Linked DNA regions of Mus musculus: all the other regions are linked to region 1. Evidence: chromatin loops called from intact Hi-C (ENCODE). Cell type or tissue: left cerebral cortex. All regions are shown on one strand. Region 1 holds the start of Panx2 (pannexin 2). Region 2 overlaps Mov10l1 (Mov10 like RISC complex RNA helicase 1). Region 3 overlaps Ttll8 (tubulin tyrosine ligase-like family, member 8). Region 4 overlaps Creld2 (cysteine-rich with EGF-like domains 2).

Region 1 (5,000 bases):
TCTGGGTGTAGGGATCCTATCAAGGAATCACCAAAGATGGCCCAGCCCACCCACATCTGAAGCTGCCCTACGATGTCTGTCATAGATAGAGCTGTGTTCCCCCAAGTATCTGCTGTTGTCCTGGCCCTGTACTAAGGACTGACAGAAACAGCCTTTGTAAATGAACTGAAACGGGAGTGGAGTAGAATAATCCCTACCATGGGGAAATTCCCAACAGAGGACAGACACAGAGCTTGGGTGGTATACAGCTATACCACCAAGGAATACCAGGGAAAGTCTATAGGTACCACTCATCAGGAAGAAAGGGCTTTGGAGAGAACTCAGCCCTCCCTATACCTGGAGTTTGGACTTCTGGCTCCTGGAACTGTAAGGTACACGTCGGTTGTAAGGCAGCCACCCCGTTGCTGGTACTGTGATCAACATGGCCAAAGGCCCCCTTTATACACACACCTGGGTGTGCCTGAGTGTCAGGGACTCTGGTGTTCAAGGATGGAGACCAGGAGAACTTCCTCCACCTTTGGCGTGGCCTTAAATAGTCTGAAGGATGCCTGCCCTCAGCTCAGGTTGGACATCACTAGGTCCTGGAGTTTCCTGTAAGGGGAGGCACCTGTGGATGGTGGTGAAGAAGCGGGTATCGAAATACCTGTTCTCGTTGCCCAGTAGCTGCAGAGGGCAGAGCGACCTGCACCTCCAGAGGAACTCTGGAGCCCCGACAGTCTTCTTCCTGCTATGAAGCTGGCATCTCTGGCCACCAATTTGATTTGTGGCTATGGATACCTGAGTCTGCCTCAGCTCGGCTCCAGTGGGGATGCTATTCCCCATCTCGGTGTGTCACCAGAAGCCAGCTCCCTAGTGCCTCAGCCTGTCACCTTAGGCAGGGCCCACTCTACATGTGTACTCTCCTGTGTACAACCGCAGGCGCACCCACAGGCTCCCTCATAGAGCAGGCCCAGTTCTACTCACCTAACACGTCAGCTCCTTAACCTGCTCACTCTTCAGTGACCTGCCCTACCCTCTACCTACACTGCCTTTGCCAGTCAAGGGTGGCTTCTTGGGCCATTATTGCTTGATGCCCTCCGGGGCCAGCCTCTGTCTGGCCTCCTCTATAGAAGAGCTTTGGAAAGGGATGTTTCAGAGTTCCTCGGGAGTACCCTCACTTTTCCTACACTGTCAGCCCCAAGAACCCCATGCAGCATCATGGGATTTTTTTCACTTATCCCTGAGCAATGCCCTCAACACTCATCCTTCTCTGGTCCTCATCTGGCTATTCCTCCAAGCCTCAGCCCTCCCTACCCCCACCACCCGTGACGTGACATGCTACAACTCAGACCCCACATCCCATTCATCCCGGGGGCCAGCAAGTGTAGGACAGGCCTACTCTCCTCACGGCTTGAGGCTGAAGGAATGGAAGGCCAAACAACAATAAAACAGAGGAGATGTCTCAGGCGGCCCTGTCTCAACCCCTCATGCCAGACTGAGGTGGTGCCCAAGGTCTGTGATGAGACCTGCGGGCAATGGCTCAGCGGCTGGCCAGGTGGGTGCGGTCTAGCTGGCGCTGGCTGCCTGGCGCTGAGAGCCAGCGCGCTCGGAGCGCTGGGCGCTAAACACCTGCGGACGCGCGCCCTGCCTCACCTGCGAAGTTCTTGGTGAAGACCAGGGTGACCAGCAGGATGGGTACCAGCACGGTGCCGATGGTGACCACGCGGTCGAACGGCAGTTCCAGCTTGAGCTGCAGCAGCAGCGCGGCCAGCGCGCCCGCCTTGTCGTCCTGCGAGCCAGGCAGGATCAGCTCCCTCAGCTTCTCGCCCGCCAGCAGCGCGGTCGCCATGTCCGCCGACTGCTCCAGGAGGTGGTGCATGGGGGGCGGGGGCGCGGCCCGGCGGGGTACGGGCGGGGGGCGCGGGCGGGGCCGCGCGCCAGAGAGGGCGGCGGGGGGCGACGGAGACCGAGGTCACGGTGGGGGGGGGGGGCGCGGAGCGCTGGAAGAGGGATGTCAGCGGGGATGCGGCGGGGCTCGGGGGTCTGCCGCCCCGCGAGAGGGGTCGAGCTGCCAGGGCGCCGGGCCGCCGCCGCCCCCGCCGTGCGCTGTAGCCGGCCCGCGCCCTGCGTCCCTCCCGGGGGCGGCGGCGGCTCTCCTGCCTGGGCCGCGCGGCCCGCTCCCGCCGGGGAGGGGGGCTGTTTACCTGCGGCAACTCCGCGGCGTGGCTCCGCCCCCAGCCCCCCCACCCTCCACGTAGCTGCGGCGTTGGCGATGACTTGCAGAAAAAAAAAATTTTTTTTTTTAAATGAAACGAACCGAGTTCATATTGACCATCCCCTTGCATCAGGGTTGGGCCAAGCCCTGGTCCCCCATAGCCCTGTGCACAGAAAGAGGCGGATCGCCCGCTCTGGGGTTAGATCGTGTCTGGTAGCCAAAGGGTTCTAGTTCTACACCTCAGCTCTCTTGCTCCTCACTCGGACCTGGTCTTCACACAGGCGCAGAGGCTGCCGTGTGAGCTGTTGCAGGCAAGGGCAAGGAAGCCCGAACCCTCTTTCCCAGGTTAGTGCCTGCACAAAAATGCCGTGGGGCGTCCTCTCCAAAGCTCCTGGATGCCTCTTCACTGCAGCCATGTCCCGGACCCAGGGGCGCCCCTTTACACGCTGTGATGGGACGCCAGCCAGTGCGGATATGCTTGTACCTAGCATCTTCACTGCTTCACCCACTGTCGGCATCCGTGGAGCTGGGCCAGGGTGTGGGGGCTTCTAGGATTGTCACCTGACCTCTCTGGGCTACCCACATGTTCTCTCCTCCCAGGAGCTACTGTACACAAACTTTTGTGACCGTGGCCTCCTGCAAGATTCCTTGGCTCAGTATCTCTCCATCATAGCCTTTCCTGTGTATGTCTGGAGTAGTAACTTCCTTCAGTATCCATAAGCTATCTGGAAACATCTCCTCCGACCGAAGCAAAACCTGGAGGGACTGCTGTCCCGTGAGGCCTGACTCCTCCTGGTGCATTCTTGCTCCCACAGACATTACCTTCTTCACCTTACTCCCTGCGGGTGGTGAGCAGCCATTCACTCCCCATGCCTAGGATTCCTGGCTGCGCTGGCAAGCCCTCACCCCAGGCTTCCCAAGGCAGTCCTTCCTGCACCCTCCCTGGCCTCTCAGAAGGGTTATGCTGTTCACTCCATCATCCCACCTTCAGAACCCTATATTTTTTGTTTTCCTTTGGATTCCTAGAGCTTTCGCACACTGACCCCTTCTCAGCAGGTTGGTTTTCTCTGACCTGCAGGTCTCCCTTACCCCCCCGCACCCCACCCGCAAATGTTGTCTCCTTTGTTATCTATTTGTGCATGCCTCTTCAAAGGCTCTATCCATCCACTCTGGGTGGAGAGTTATATTCTTTTAAAAAACTATATATGGGTGTACCACCAGCATGCAGTGGCCATGGAGGCTAGAACTCCCCAGGGCTGGGGTTACAGGTATTATAAGCCACTATATGGATGCTGGTAATTGAACCCAGTTCCATGGACTTTTTCCCAATACCTCTGGTCACTTGCAACAGTCTGCTTGGATCCTTCTGGCCCCTGCAGGCACTGCGCTCTTGAGGTACAGACATACATGCAGGTGCAATACCCATATACATAAATCAATAATAAAGACAAAAATAAACGTTTAAATAGAGTTGCCCAGTAATGAGGCAACAATGCCCCTGCTAGACACCAGAGGCTAATAAATAAAAAGCCCAGTACCAGGAACTGGTTGTTTAGTCGTTGGCCACTGAATTTCCCTAGGTCCCAATATTACAGGCTACTACCACTGTTCTTGGCTGCCCTCGAACTTGATAGTGAGACTCTGTTGCTGACTATACCGCATACTGGAGTCATGGGACATGGAGAAACTAAGCAAGTACTGACCTGGAAGCTGCAGTGCTCCTGGCTACCTTTCACACAGTCTTACCAAGCTGTGAATCCTGCAGTCTGTGACGACAACCGCTCTAGTATCCCACCGAAGCAATAGTGCCATAAACATCATGGGAGCAGCCAACCATTTGTGATTGACTTAAGTCCTACTTCACAAGGTGATCCCACATTGCTGGGCCAAGAATCTATGGCTAGATGGGTCACGGGCTCTATGGGATAACCCATTACTATTATCTTGCTAAATGAACATAGTCCTGATTAATTGAATTAATGTATCTTTTTGTTTTGTTTTTGAGACAGGGTTTCTCTGTGTATCCCTATCCCTGGCTGTCCTGGAACTCACTCTGTAGACCAGGCTGGCTTCAAACTCAGAAATCTACCTACCTCTGCCTCCCAAGTGCTGGGATTAAAGGCATGCATCATCACTGCCTGGCTAATGTATCTTTCCACCCTTATCAATGAACCTTCTATTTGTGGTAGGGGGTGATGAAGAGAGACTCACAAGTGGCCATGAGCAGCTTCTCTGTCCCCATCCCATTGTTCCCATTTGTGAACTGCCTTCGTTTACAACTGACCACTTCAACCTGCGGCCAGATGCCTGAGAGGGTCAGGAGTATCGAGCAAACCAAAGCTTCTGCATCAAGCATTGCTTAGGCTTCCTTGGCAAAAGCTCATTACTTGTCTTCTGGGGTCATGGGCAATGAATGTGAAATTCCATTTTGGGTACAGAACATAAAATATTCCCCCCCCCCTCAAAAAAAAGGAAAGAAAAATTCACATTTTCTTTCACACTGACCTATAAGCATACTATTTTACACTGGGGTTCAATCCATTGAGAGTAAAATACAAGATTCAAGAAGGAAAAGCCATTTCTAGCTCTGGAGGACGTCCTTTTTAGAGGACAATGCTGGTGTAAAATGCTAATGCATTTTCCTCTCATATGATATAGGTTGCTCTGCTTTGCTTTAGAATGGCAAAATCTACAGTATTCTTGAATGACATTGTAAGCAGCCTTAAAAAGTTGAGAAACATGGGTTAGAGAGATGGCTCAACGATCCATCACTGCACCGGGTGTTCTTACAAAGGACGCAGGTTCA
Region 2 (5,000 bases), 61 kb after region 1:
TCATGTATATTCATATAAGAGCTTTAGTCAGCCACAAAGAGGAAAACAATTGTGTTGTGTGCTGAAACTGGAGATCATCATCTTAATAAGGAAGGAAGGGGGCTGGAGAGATGGCTCAGTGGTTAAGAGCACTGATTGCTCTTCCGAAGGTCCCAAGTTCACTTCCCAGCAACCACAATCTGTAATGAGATTGGATGCCCTCTTTTGGAGTGTCTGAAAACAGCTATAGTGTACTTACATATAATAAATAAATAAATCTTTTAAAACGAAATTAAAAAGGATGGAAGGGTGGAAGGAAGGGAGGAAGGAAGGATAAGAAAGGAAAATTTTCTCTTATATGTAGAATACAGACTTTTAAACTCACACCACATGGGAAGGCAGAAAAAAGACTGTGTGTGAGGGAAAGGGAGAAGAAAAAAGGAAACAAACGCAGAGACTATTGGAGGGAGGGGTAAGGAGAGGTGTGAGCAGGCAGACCTTGTCAAGGTACAGTTATCTGTGTTTAGAAATATCACAAACCCCACTGTTTTATACACTTAGTTAAAAATTAAAGAGACCCAGGTGTGGTGTGCACACCTTTAATCCCAGCACTCAGGGAGGCAGAGGCAGGTGGATCTCTGAGTTTGAGGCAAGCTTGGTTTACAGAGTGAGTTCCAGGACAGCTAAGGATAAACAGAGAAACCCTGTCTCAAAAAACCAACAACAACAAAATGTATAGAAGTCTGATGTAGTACATTTCAACACCCTGATATCTACAACAGGAGCATGACAGAGCACTGTGACTGAGTGAGCCAGCCGGGAGTCCTGGCAGCACATGCAGGCATTAGACAGCTGGGAGTGAGTGTCCACCACTGCCCAGCCTGCCAGGAAACCAAGAGTCTTATTCTAGAGCAGCAGTCTGCAACCGAGGGGTCACAACCCCTCTGAGGTCACAGGTCAGAGGTCCTGCATGTCAGATACTTACATTATGACTTATAACAGTAGCAAACTTAAAATTGTGAAGTAAATGAAATCATTTTATGGCTGGGGCCACCACACCATGAGGAACTGAATTAGGCTTGCAGCATTAGGGAGGCTGAGAACCACTCACCTGGAGGAAGTCTCGTCCATGGACGTGCTAGTACTCCCAGGGAAATAGCTAGCAGGCTATCAGAGCATTTGTGTTTGTGGGTGGGTACCTTACTTCCTCTGGAGAAACTCTGGCTGGGCGGTGGGAATCAGAGCACTTGCTCTTACCATTACCACCCATCTTGTTCCCAATCTGGGCTTTTTCTCTAGCCAAGAACCCGAAAGTGAGCAAGAACCATCAGCACTGACTGACTGCTCTGTGCCAGGAAACTGCATTTTATGTGCTCTAACCATTTACTCCTCAAACTACATGAGGTAGGGACTATCACTTACAAATGAAGTTAAGGCACAGAGAGGTCAAGAAAATTTCTCAAAGCCACAGAGCTTCTTGGTCGCAGTGCTATAATTCAAACGATGGTCTAAAGCAGCATGGTATCCACAGCTGCCTTCCAAACAACGGTCAAGGTCAAGGCCAGCCATCCCCCAATACTGTCTGCTAATACGCGCTCCTTCCAGCCTACAATGCACAAGTCCATCATCCTCTGTCTTACATTGTTACTGGGTTAACATGGTCTGAAATCCACAATTTTCCAGTATTAGAGAAATAATATTCTTGCCTGCTGGGCTGTGGGTAGCACCTGAACTCAAACCCTCAGGAATGACAGAGGCATGACAATGTGTCCAGCACCCAGGACAAAACCATTTAACCCTCATGCAGGTCACCAAGCTTTGGACCAAACTTATAACAAAATGTGTTCCTCAGAAGTTTTATGCTTTGTTAACTGCAAACAAGAGCAGATGGACCCGGGACCTAACCCAGACAGACAGAAATGGGTCCCACAAACCTGTACTCAAGTCATATAATTCTGGTACCATTCTTGAACAGTACCAGTGACCAAGTAATCCTGGGGCCCAATACAAACCACACTGCAACCAGCCAGCAAGGCACAGACCCTCTGCTGAAGCTACAGCAGAGGGCAGCAGAGCCAGTCCTATCCAGTGGACAGGAGGAGCCAAGAGTCAATCCATTCTGCTTTCAAGTGGTCTCAATATCTGCCAAGGAAAAGCAGAGCTGAGGGGTGCATGGGGCCTGCCTTGCATAGACACTGGTGGGAATAGTCACAGAATCTGCCCTGCTAAGTTCCATGACCACGCATCCTGCCCCAAAACCTGTAAGGAAAGAAGCTCAAACACAGGCCCTGCCCTTGTCACCTCCTCATCTGGGGAGGAAGGGAATGACAAGGGGGCAGGGCGGGGCAGGGGACATGTCTGCTGCCTGCCACACGTGTCTGCCTCTCCAGAACATATAAAGCAAACACAGAAAGTCACACACCCTTCTCCAGGTACCTTTTTTGTGTGGTTACAACAACTGTAGTCTTTGCAGACACTAATGTTTGGGAGCTTTTAGGCTTCTTCCAAGAAAACGGCTCACGCACAGCTATCAGGGCCTCCTCGCTGCTCACCACACTCACTTCAAGATGCCGCCCAATGAGAAAGTCGGAGAAACAGAGCAGAAGCAGCTCCTTGCAACGGCCAGGGTTTCTTGAAACAAAAATAGATATTTAGTCTCAGTTAAAAATGAGACAGATTCAATCTGATTTCGCTTTTGATATTTAAGGAAGCTGCAAAGCTATAAGGAGCAACCATGCTGACTTTTTAGTAATTTTTTTACACAGAAAAGTTTACTTTCTAAAACAGGAAATGTAGTATTTCTCAAGTGTGATGGGTAACCTCAATTGTCAGTGTGGTAGGATCTACAATTACTAGGGAGATAGGCCTTAAGCCCCCCCTCCCATGGTATTTTATCACTGCAACAGGCAAGGTAACGAATACATCAAGATAAATTCAGGTGCTTAAAACAGTCCTTTCCATAACTCTGAAATTTAACAGGGAAAACACTTTCAACATTCCCAAAGTTCCCATATTCCTGACTCCCACTGTGACTGAAATGGTGTGGTTTTCACTTGACTGTTTGCTTCCACGGTGGCTCTAACACAGGTGCTGTTGTGCACAGTGTCCTCTACTTAGAACTACAGTCTTCTTGACCTAGGTACTCCTGTTACTTTATGGTTAAAAACCCAGCTAAGGCCCCAGCAATTTTATATGGGTGACTGAAGGACCTGTGTTTGGTTAAAGGTTACCTACAATCTGATGTAGGTAAAGCGAGGCAGTCAGATTTGTGTCTTCAAAAGGATGTAAATGACTGGTGATATGGAAGGACCCTGGACCAAATATCAACCTTCATGGCCACATGCTTTTGAGCAGCCAGAATGTTAGCGGGAGACGCAGGACAGAGAACACGCAAAGGAGAGCTGCCTGAAAGGCTGTGGAGTACACCAGGTTACAACAGGTGAGGGCGGCAGAGTGGAGACGGGACTTTCCAGTCTGGGCTCTGCTCCTTTTGCCCCCCTTGGCCTCTCCGTTCACTAAGAGATTCCCAGAGGATGAGGAGGGGACATAGACAGACTGAGATCTTGGGGACACCAGGACACAGTGGAAATTAGTTCGAGATGGCTGCCATCAGAAAGGCTCCGAAGTAGCAGAGGATGCTCAAATCTAAATGGGTCATGAACACCATTTTCTTTGCAAAGATAGAGTCAGGTTGTCTGCTGAAGGTAAGAGTGGATTCCAGGGGCTGGAGAGATGGCTCAGTGGTTAAGAGCACTGACTGTTCTTCTAGAGGTCCCGAGTTCAATTCCCAACAACCACATGGTGGCTCACAACCATCCCTCTTCTGGTGTGCCTGAAGATAGCTACAGTGTACTCACATAAAGAGTGGATCCCATCCTAGGTAGATGTTTTCTGGGCCATGCTTGTCTTTGTGATTTGGTTCTATCAAATCACATGGCATGAATGGTTTAACATGTAAGCATCACAGATGACCCAGGGAAGAACCAAGCACATACTTGGCACTGCATGTGACCACAATGTGAGTCTTCTCCCCCGGAGGAATGAGCCCCCCAGGCTCTGGCTCCTGTTTCTCTGGCGTGTTTCCTTTTTCTCTACTTTCTTCTTTACAAGCGCAGCCATCTGGAGACGACATTTATACCAACAGGGTGAGGGGAAGGTAACTTATTCCTAAAAGTGTTGGGAAAGAACGCTCACCCACACATCAACATTTGAAGGCATTAACAGAACAGGGAAGCAGGGATAGGATCTACCTACACGACCAGCCAGGATGGGGACAGGGGTCTGGCCTCGTTGAGGAGCACTCACGTCTCCTAAAGCACATGCTGGCCTATGTGAAGCTGTCTCTGTCCCTGTCCCAACCCCGACACTGCAGGAGCACAAGGACCCACATTCAGAAGGGTTAAGACATCAAGGATAGCCAGGGCATAGGTGGACTTGTTAAGTTACAAGTCAAAAGGCCAGCTCAGTTCCTGGACCTGACGGGGAAGCAGCTGCACCAGCTACCTGGAGAGATTTCTGTGCTGTTCGCCAGACGGCTCTCTGGAATCTCATCAGTTTTGTCTTCTCTGTGATGATTCAATGAATTAACATTTTCACCTTCAGGAACAGACCCAGCAGCCGCTCCTGGGCAGGACTTGCTTCTGCCCTGTGTCTCAAATCTAAACTGGTGTGCTTTATCCCAGTTAGCCAGTCTGCAACTGACAAGCTCCCGAGAGACCTTCCCTTTATTCCTGGAAGAAAGAGAAAAGATCATGTGCTATGGCAGAACTTCCCGAGCGGACATTACAGTCAACCCAACCCACACAATTCAGTGTTGCAAAGGGTCCCTGCATGCACCTGCAGTTTGAAGGACATTTGAGGGTTTAATTTGAAGAAAGTGAGAGATTCTTTTGTTATACAGACCAGCCTTGTCCTTTCAGTAATTATCCTGCAGTGTGTGTGTAGGTGCATGCCTCAGGATGAGCTCATACAAGGCTGGAGAATAGCTCAAGGGAGCCAGCTCTCTGCTTCCACCTTAGTGT
Region 3 (5,000 bases), 110 kb after region 1:
AGGCGAAAGACCGTGAGCCCCAAAACTGGCGCTGCTTATATAGGCCTAGGAGTGGCGTGTCTATACCTGATTGGTTGTGCTTTCAGTACCTCATTTACATTCCCCGGGATGGGCTGTGACTTGGCGCGAAACCCTTATGCACATGCGCACATTGGTTGTTTACCCGAACTTACAGGTGGTGGCCAGTGGTAGTCAGCACCATCTTGTAATGGCGTATGTGGCTTCCCACAGGGATTAAATGTAACCACTGCCTTTTCCACCCATGCCCAAGTTCCTGAAATAACAACTCTGACAACTTAATGCTTCATGAATAAATGCCAAGGCCAAAGCTTGTCCCCCAGCTGGCTTGTAATTTAATTAACCCATTTGTTCTATTCTGAGAATGCCACATGGCCAGTTAACTTGTCTCAGTTTTATGTGGCCAGCCGTCTCCATCAGTGTTAGAGATGAACCTCTCCTGTGCCTGACTCTATTCCCAAACCCTCTCCTCCTGCCAGGACATCCTACCTCCTATTTCATGCCAAAGCTTTTTATTGACAGGCGATGCTTCCACATAGTGCACAAGAGATTCTCTCTATAAATGAATGTAGGCACTACCAGGTGGATCTCTGTGAGTTTGAGACCAGCCTAGGCTACACAGAGAAACCTTGTCTGGAAATTAAAAAAAGTTTTTCAAGTGTGTATGATATGTGCGTGTGTGTGTGTGTGTGTCTGTGTGTGTGTGTGTGTCTGTGTGTGTCTGTGTGTGTGTGTGTCTCTCTCTCTCTCTCTCTGTGTGTGTGTGTGTGTGTGTGTGTGTGTGTGTGTGTGTGTGTGTGTAGAAGGCAGAAGAAGGCATCTTATCCCTCAGAGCTCAGATTACAGGCATTTGTGAGATGCTTTGTAACATGCGCACTGACTGAGCAGCAAACACTCTCAATCACTGAGCTATCTCTCTAGCCTCTGCTTTTAAGTTGTTTAATTTTAACAATTACCAGCTGTTATGGTATGTTTTTTCTGCATCTGTTAAGTCATAGTGTTAATTTATATATTAATATGATGGATTGTGCTAACAGGCTCTCAAACACTAACCAGCTCTGCATTTTGGGGATAAACTCCATTTGGTAGTGTTTTGTTTTTGTTTTCATTTCTCCCTGTCAGTAGATTTAATTTATGAATGTATCTGTTAGGGCTTGTGTCATCGTTATGAGAGAGATTAGTGAGCACTATCCCTTCCTTGTAATGTCTTTGTCAGGTGTTGGTGTTAACAATATACCTTCATGGTTTATATAAAAATTTTCCCTTAAATATTTGGATAGACTAACTTATGGATGTCATCTACACCTTGAGTTTTCATTTGGGATAATATTCTAGTTATGGAATTAATGTCTTGAATGGAAGTAAACTGATCTGGGATTTCTGTTTCTCTGATGTTCGTTTCCATGTGTATATCAAAGGAAATCTCCATTTCCTATGTGCTGCTCCATTGTTGGCATGTATATACTACTACTAATATAATAATAATATGAGTGTATTGATATCTTAATATTCACAGTCAGTAGCAATATCTCCCTCTCATTCTCAATGTTGCTAATTTGTCTTAGGTGTTTCTTCTTAATTTGCCTAGGTAAAAGTTCACCTGTTTAAAACTTTCTTTTCCTTCTTCCTTTCCTTTCCTTTTGATTCTCCTCAGTATTGGGAGCCAACTCAGAGTCGAACGTGCTTGGCAGGTGCCTGCCCACTGAGCTGAAGCCCCAGCGCTGCTCCCAATGTTTCCTATACCAGATCCTACTTGTGCTAGTTTTATCTGGAATACTCTCTTGCTCTCTCTCTCTCTCTCTCTCTCTCTCTCTCTCTCTCTCTAATTTGAAAGATTTATTCATTTATTTTATGTGAGTACACTGTTGCTCTCTTCAGACACACCAGGAGGGGGCATCAGATTTCATTACAGATGATCGTGAGCCACCATATGGTTGCTGGGATTTGAACTCCTGACCTCTGGAAGAGCAGTCATGCTCTTAACCGCTAAGCAATCTCTCCAGCCCTAGAATACTTTTCACTTCACCGAATTTTGCTCCTAACTTATCCTTTCCTTTCCTTTCCTTTCCTTTCCTTTCCTTTCCTTTCCTTTCCTTTCCTTTCCTTTCCTCCAACCTCCTTGAGTGGATCGTTTTCTTTCTTGGGCTGACGTGAAGATAACTTTTAATATGCTTTCTTTGGTGAAATCTGTATTTAACAACCTACGGATTTCCCTCGGGTTACTACTTGACCTGCACTGTAATGCTTTGATATGTCTTTTTTTTTAAATTATGATTTCATTTATATTATTTTCTAATTAACATTTAATTTGTCCTAAATGTGCCACGAGTTCTGGAACACTTAGGAAAATTCTACTTGTTTTTATATACTCCTGGTTTGGTTTTGGTAATTGGCAGGAAATTCAACCTCTGTGTTTTATCGTTACTGTGACAAAAATCTCTAACTAATCAACTTAAAGGAGGAATTATTGATTTTGGCTCAAGGTTTAAGAGGACTCAGTCCCTCCTGGTTGACAGTGTCAGGAGGCAGAGAAAGGGAGATCAGAAAGAAAGCCAGGCCTTAAACACACAGCCCTAGAGACACACCGCAAGTGACCAGACACCCAGCAGCGTGCGTGACAAATGTAGGCATCTCTCCATCTACATTGCCATAAGCTTTGCTGGGTGTGGTGGGGCTTGGAGGTTGGGTCTTGGGTTTCTCTGTGTTTAGGAGTGTGGCCGCTCATCATGCCATCCAAACTGCTGTCTTGTGCTGCTCCTTTGTTTAATCTTTCATTTCCCAAAAGAAGCAGATTCAAATGCCCCCGTACAGCTCTGCTATGGCTTTGCTTCTGTCGGCTTGTATTTCTATCCGAAGCGCTACTATGAGGTGAACATACATTGAGAACGGTAATATTGTCCTAACAATTTACCTTTACTAAGCTTATTGATAATCTCATAAATAATACATAATGCTTTCTGATTACTCACCCCTCCTCCCTTATCCCCTATCAATTCTCCGCCCCCTACAAGTCCCTTTCCCAGATTCATGTCTCTTGATGTATTCTGCGTTCCACTAAGTTCAGCCAGATTGGCGGAGTCACTCACTGACGTCTGGTGGGCTCACCAGTGCATAGACAACTGAGGGAAAGAACTCCCCATCTCTCAGAATGTACCCTCAGCCAATAGTTCACCTATGAGATGTGGGGCCACCAGACCCTGTCCCTGACTGTTCACAGACCCACTCTGGCAACCCAATCTGGTGTGAGTTTGTGATTGTTGTCTTGCCCGGAGATGGCAAGAAATCCTTTCCACAGTGTTTTCCCAAGCCTTGGGACAGGTGTAAATGTCATTTACTGGCTGAGCCATCAACTGTCACCTACCCAGCACTTTGAGCACAAGTCTACCTTCGCCACTATTCACCGACAAGAGCAGCTCTTCTGGTTAAAGTCGAGAGTAACATTGTATAGTGTATGAGTGTTTTTGCCTGTGTGTGTATATATGAGCACCAAGTGTGTTGCAGTGCCTACAGAGGCCAGAGGGCACCGGGCCCTCTAGAACTGTAGTTACAAATGGCTGTAAGCAGTCATCTATCCACTATGCCTATTTTTAATGTTATAAAATGTTTCTCTTTTGTCTTTAGTATGTAAATTATAAACTATACACACACACACACACATATATATAATCTCTAAAGGGACATTTTTATATGACCAATTATTTTTTCTGCTTTCACAAAATTTACAATAATTCCTTAATAAAAACCTAATCCTACAATAAGCTTGTATCTCCCTGGCTTCCCTCAAAATAACTTTACAGCTAGTTTGTTCATATCTGAATCTGCTTGACTACACACACTGTTGTTCTCTTTTAATGATCTTTCCTCTTCTAAGGCCCATCTTCCTATGTGGGCTTTCAAAGTGTGGACTCTCTACCCAGGACATCCTTGATTGGTGGGGAGCCTCAATTTGAACTTGGTTTCGTTCTGCCTTCTTGTGGTAGTTCTGTCCCACTTACCCTTGGCTGGGCCCTAGATCTGGAGGGGACAGTTGTTGCCTCAACTGGGCTTTGCTGGATGCTTTGAGTGTGTACAGTTTCACTGTGTACATCTCAACCAGTTTCCCCTCCCTCCATTCCTCTAGTCCTCTCCCCCAGATCAGTTCCTCCTGTTTCCCTACAAAAGAAAAACAAACGAACATCGGTTCTCCCAGGGATGTTCCCCAAACACAGTCTAACAAGATACAAGAAGACTGGGCACAGACCTTCATAGCAAGGCTGGATAAGGCAACCCAGTAGGAGGAAAAGGGTCCCAGGTGTAGGCAAAGAGTCAGAGACAACCCCACACTTCCATTGTTGGGAGTTCCACAAGCTATACAACCATAAGTCAAATGCACGGGACCTAGGTCAGACCCATTGCACGGGACCTACGTCTGTTTATTGCTTCAGTCTCTGTCAGCCCCTATGAGCCCTGCGTAGTTGATCCTGTGGGCTGTGTTCTTGCCGTGTCCTGGACCCCTCTGGCTCCTACAATCTTTTCTTCCTATCTCTTGCAGGTTTCCCCTGGCTCCAAGTAGTGTTTGACTCTGAGTCTCTGCATCTCTCGCCCACTTTCTGTTGTCATCCTTGGTGGTCATCCCATAGTTCTAATATCTCCAATATACTGGGTATCCACTGAAATTAAAGCTGTGCCTCACCAGCGGCCTCTCCTGGCCTTTCTTCAGGGTGATTTCAATCTTGTCACACAGTGCCCCATCTCAGCTGTTCTCCATGACCCTTCATGACTTCAGCACTAGTACCACGTGAGAAACTCCTGAGAGTTACCAAGCTCAGCTGCCAGCTTGAGCTGCGACCTTGGACCTTGGAGTGATCCTGAGGAAACTCTTCCCGGATTTTACCTCGACAGTGTTGGTCTTATTAGTCACAGATGTTTTTAAGCCCCCAGCCAACCCTCACCCACTGTTCTAGTAAAGCAAAGTTCTCACTAAGGTGGTGCTTGGTCTCTTG
Region 4 (5,000 bases), 230 kb after region 1:
AACACCTTCCCAGAACCAGAGCAGAGTCAGGTATCAGTATGGATTCTGTCCTTGGCCATTCCCAAGAAAGGTTGTCAGGGGACATGATTTAAAGACCCAAAGGATGCAAGGGTGGTCATTTCACAGCAGCTCCATCCATCCTACTAGTGTGTCTACTACAGAAGACAAGTGGATGGGTCTAGGGAGAGGAGAGGAAATGTCCCAAAACTGTCTGAAAAGGGGATAGAGGTGCCATCTTTGCCACCGCAGGACTCTTCAGCTCCAGGCTTGCATAGCCCTTGCAGGTCTGTGTACTTTAACCACCTTGCCTAACAGAGGATCCATACACTTCTGTTTATGACAAGTCATGGTTGAATGCTTCTGCCTAGGGCGGTAGGAACTCTTGTCTTCAGGGAAGTCTCATGGCTTGAACGTGACTAAGAGTGGTGAGGCTCTGTGGGGCCAGCGTGCTGGAGTAAGTGACCTCCAAAGCAGGCCTCTCAGCTACAGCCTGTGCCCTCCCCTGGATGACACACACCTTAGGGAGGACGGTAGGTGGTCAAGTGGTGAGTGGTGGGTTGTACACTCAGGGAATCTTTAGCTGTATACTAGGGACACAAATCAGTAGTTTTGAATAGGGAGAGCCCCCAGTGAGCCACACATAAGTGGCCTGGCTTCCATATCCTGGAGTCTGACTCCAGACTGAATGGCTGGGTAGGAAATATGGGGTTCCTGGCTGACTGCCTAAGGTGGATCTGTCTCAGAAACTCGGGGTGCAGGGCCAGGCTGTTCACCCACAATGAAAGATGATGCCTGCTGAGTGAGAAATGAAACAGCTGACCACCAACTCTTCTGAGACCATGTTCTTCTAGGTCCGACTGACTGACCACTAGCCCAGTTCATGCTCTGTCATCAGGTCAGCAAACCCAGGGACAGTCACTATGTAGTGCTTCTGGAATGGCAGTATAGCTAACTCTTCACCAATAAATTCATTGCTTTGGCAGACTGGGCTTGGCTGGAATTGGTTTCTGCCACAGCTGACCTTTTCGAGGTAATGAGATGTTTATTTGCATGTCCCCAGAAGTCAGCAACAGGCACGTCCCATTGATGACATTTTGGACAGCCAGGTAGACAGAATGACTTAGTCAGGTGTTGGCAACCCTGTCAGTCTCTGAGCACATGAATGGAGGGCTGTGATGGTTTAGACAGAAGCTATGCATTCCCTGGACAGCAAGGCTGCCCCGATGACCAGTGAATACACTCAGGACAGTGCCCCCAAGAGACTGGCTGCTGCTCTGCCACAGTGGAAGGTTGATTCTCACGAAGCTGCCCACGTACCCAGTGTGGCTCTCCTCTCTGCAGAGATCCTTGGCTGAGATTCAGGCTGCCAGCCAGATGCTCCTGTCAGCATTTTTCCTCTGAGGTGGCTGCCTGGAGCTAGCCACTGTGTGATGGTGTGGTGTGGTGTGGTGTGGTGTGGTGTGGTGTGGTGTGGTGTGTGTGTGTGTACATGTGTGCATGCATACACGCTGTAGTACCATACATACCATACACCCCAGAGTGTAGAGAAACACCCCTGGACCCAGTCACTCTGGATAGTCACATTGTCCCTCAGATGTGACATTCCATGTCCAGACATTGTACCCCACCATAGGGGCCAGAGTGGCTACTGATAACCACTGCCTAAAAGGAGGGCTTATCATCCAGCCTTCCAGAAGGCCACACTGAGCTATACTTTCCACCAGAGTCAGTTTTGGAAAGAACTACTAGCTGATTCAATAACTTTCCATTATGCCTGTTGAAGGCCAGAGAAGGCTGTACCTGGCAAGGCTCCCGACCTGGGTTTATGCTGAGACCCAAAGACCCTGCTGAATCTAGAAATCTATGGTGAGATCCTCAAACGTACATGTGTGTGTGCGTGTGCGTGTGCGTGTGCGTGTGTGTGTGTGTGTGTGTGTGTGTGCGCGTGTGCGTGTTCCTTAACAGCATGCAAAGAGGGGGTTGGGCCAGAAAGCCAGCATAGGCCCCAGGTTGATGCCCTGGAGACTGTTCGACAGGTAAGGCCCACAAAGAAGGGTGGGCATGACAGGTGTTCTGAAGGAGGACTCGATATGGGCAGCAGTACCCAGATTAGGTGAGGGGGACACAAGACTTCAGGCCACAGGTCAAATGTGAAGCCAAGATTTTCTTCCTATCTTTTGAAGGACCGGTCTGAATATTCTCTCACAAACACGGGTGGGAGGGAAGCACACAGGCTCCAGGTTGCAGCTCTGGGGTGGCGGAGGGGGGGTGACGAGGAGGGGGGGGAGGGGGGAGGGATGTCCCTGTAGTGAAGAACTGGTCCCACCCAGACACAGCAGAGTGTTAGAGTTGGCTTGGCCAGTACTGATCAACAGTGCCACCTGCTGGCCATGTACCCAGACAGGACTGGTGCGTAAGGAAGAGGTGACTCTGGCCTTCCACACAGTCTGCGGGGGGCCAAGGCACAGAAGGAACCTAGGGTCCCCTGCCCCAACCCAGAAGGCTGAGTGCAGGCAGAGGGGTGCCTACATTCAAACCCCACGGTCTATGTTCCTGATCTTCAGCTTGGGAACTCCAGGCCACTGTGGTCAGGGGACCCGGTCTGTTGAATTTGCCTACCAGATGAGGTCCTACTTGAGTCTGTCCACGTTCCCCAATGGACCCTGTCTGCTGCATATATCCCCAGGTTCCTCCCCCAAGAAACATTTATTTACTTAAGGAGGGAAAAGTAGCCGTCATCTCAGGTTGGGAAGAGATACCAGGTCATCGGGGACTCTGGGTTACAAGAGCATGTCCCAGCAGCAGAAATACCTGGTCCAAGGCCACAGCACAAACAGTGCCCCACAGTGGCCAGCGCCCAAACAGCAGCCACCCACACCCTGGTCCTTGATTCCTGCAGCACCATTCATGAGAAGGCTGCCCAGGCAACCCCACCTTTCACTAGGATGTGTACCTCATCAGTGGCCTTGTGGAGACAGTGCCACCAGGGGTCACTAAGCTGTCAGGATGGATGGCTGGATGGCTGTGGCGTCTGCCTTCAGTCACCTGAGAGCTGCCTGTGGTAGGAACACTGGGGAAGCAGCAGGGATCCTGGCCTGCACACACAGGTCTGCTGTCGGCTTGTCAACCCTGGTCAGTGTCCTGACATGAACTCCCCATCCCAGTAGGGTAAGAGCGACATCTAGCTGACAGAGCCACACAGGTGGAACTGAACAGAAGCCAAACTGAGGCAGGCCAGATTCTCCATGTTAGGTTCCAGGCAGGAGCTGACCAGAGGGCCCAGTTGGCATGGTGTCAGTTGTCAGTTGTGTCTGTGAGGTACAGGGGAAAGGGCATAACATCTGTCCACTGCCTTCGCCTGTGCACGCAGGTCGCAGCTTAGGGCATCACAGCAGGAAGAGTGGCAAGGCCAGACCATGGGGACCCCCCCCCCAAGGACCATGAAGATCCAGATCCCTGGAGAGCTGCAGCAGAGGGGCACTGTGTGCTGGCAAGGCCAGGGATCCTCCAGGGGACACTCAACCTGTGTCCTGATTTTTTCTAATGTTTCTTCATGCCCAGATGAACTGTCTGTCCAGCTTAGCTCCTGAACTTGGTGGCTTCATCTTTGAACGCTGCGGCCAACACTGCCACTGCAGGCTCAGAGGCGGAGTGCCAGAGTCACCTTCTTGTTACTGAGATAATCGACTTCAGCAGAGGAAAAGGCTATGTTGGCTGAGTTTAGGGGTTCCAGCGCTCCTTCACCTGGCCACATTGCTTTGGGATGTGGTGTGCGGCACAGAATGGGTGTTTGTGGTAGGCAAGATTCCCTCATGGTCAAGAAAGGAAGTGAACCAGGATCCCAATACCCCCAAACCCCTTGGAATTCATGCCCACCTCCCACTGGGCCCCAACTCCTGGTTATCCCATACTTAGCAGAGACCAGGCTTCTAGAAAATATGTTCAGCAGCCCCTGAAGCTACATGTCACAATGTGTTTACCCAAGGCAGACCACAGTGTAGGCCAGAATATCTCACACACACACACACCACTGTCCTCTACTACACTGGACACCTGCTCAGGGTCAACTTGCCATGCACCCACCAAGGCCAGTAGATTCTGAGTCCTCGTGGGGTCCCATCTATCCCTGAGTCCTCATGGGAAAACATGGGTCCATCTATCTTCCTGAGTCCCCATGGGAAGACATGAATCCATCTCTCTCCCTCTTGAGTCCTCATGGGAAAACATGAGTCCATCTATCTCCCCCCGCCCCCCGCCCCCGAGTCCTCATGGGAAGATGTGTGTACATCTATCTCCCTCTGAGTCCTCATGGAAGACATGTGTCCATCTATCTCCCTCTAAGCCCTCATGGAAGACATGGGTCCATCTATCTCCCTTTGAGTCCGAATGGGAAGATGTGTGTCCGTCTATCTCCCTCTGAGTCTGCATGGGAAAACATGCGTCCATCTATCTCCCTCTGAGTCCTCATGGGAAGCCCTGGGTCCAACTATCTCCCTGATCCTCATGGGAAGACATGCGTCCATGTATCTCCCAGCTTTGGCAGGACAGGTACAAACTGACTAGTGGTAATGCCCACATTCTCAATGAAACAAACCAACACGTCCTGTTCCTGGTGACCTTCAATGATCATTTTTATTATAAAGAACAATATCAAAATATACAAATCTGTGTAAGAACCACCAAGAAATGCAGCTTTTGAAAGGGCCAAGTGAGCATCAGCTGTGTCCGAGTACGCAGCTTCTCCCTCTGAAGTCTTCCTGGAGAAATGGGGTTCATGTCCATGGGCCACATTTTCTATAGGTATCCTCTCAATAACTTAAAGGGTGAGTTTGGCTTCTGAATCCGGATGCCCGTCACAAATCCTCACGGGAGGGTGGCTGTGTGGGGTTTTCCTCTGTGACTTCTGTCAGAAGACACGAAGGTCACTGAGTTAGTGCCTCAAGGCTGGGTGGGCAGGCAGCTGGAGGATGAGCACTGCTACCCCAGTACCCACTGGTGGG

What was found. Peaks named below come from ENCODE experiments on the same cell type or tissue, not always from the same donor. Only the 100,000 strongest peaks of a DNase experiment are listed, where the experiment ranks them.
Region 2: it touches region 1 in a loop (2.1-fold over the local background); 3 of 42 quality-filtered maps call a loop at or near these places.
Region 3: it touches region 1 in a loop (2.1-fold over the local background); 2 of 42 quality-filtered maps call a loop at or near these places.
Region 4: it touches region 1 in a loop (2.1-fold over the local background); 8 of 42 quality-filtered maps call a loop at or near these places.

Annotation. Positions count from the first base shown.
Region 1 is chr15:89,056,932-89,061,931 of GRCm38, reverse strand. Panx2 (pannexin 2) reads right to left here and starts at 2,206. Exons shown (of 3, transcript NM_001002005.2): 1 at 1,633-2,206. The coding sequence starts at 1,858. In left cerebral cortex, no CTCF peak of the experiment used is centred here; DNase peaks (open chromatin) are centred at 1,378, 1,648, 2,431 and 2,655; H3K4me3 peaks cover 2,190 bases; H3K27ac peaks cover 1,615 bases.
Region 2 is chr15:88,996,378-89,001,377 of GRCm38, reverse strand. Mov10l1 (Mov10 like RISC complex RNA helicase 1) reads right to left here. Exons shown (of 27, transcript NM_031260.2): 7 at 4,483-4,709; 8 at 3,975-4,098; 9 at 2,416-2,610. Among named protein-coding and RNA genes, the nearest start is that of Mov10l1, 16 kb to the right of the region's middle. In left cerebral cortex, a CTCF peak has its summit at 2,036 (motif pointing right); DNase peaks (open chromatin) are centred at 2,053, 2,549 and 4,156.
Region 3 is chr15:88,946,780-88,951,779 of GRCm38, reverse strand. The region is part of intron 1 of Ttll8 (tubulin tyrosine ligase-like family, member 8); the gene reads left to right. Among named protein-coding and RNA genes, the nearest start is that of Ttll8, 5.1 kb to the left of the region's middle. In left cerebral cortex, CTCF peaks have their summits at 1,896 (motif pointing right) and 4,686 (motif pointing left); no DNase peak of the experiment used is centred here.
Region 4 is chr15:88,826,290-88,831,289 of GRCm38, reverse strand. It overlaps Creld2 (cysteine-rich with EGF-like domains 2), which reads right to left. Exons shown (of 10, transcript NM_029720.2): 10 at 4,609-4,903. The coding sequence ends at 4,854. Among named protein-coding and RNA genes, the nearest start is that of Gm23144, 6.5 kb to the left of the region's middle. In left cerebral cortex, CTCF peaks have their summits at 1,260, 2,383 (motif pointing left), 2,918 and 3,140; DNase peaks (open chromatin) are centred at 1,351, 2,392, 2,807 and 3,154.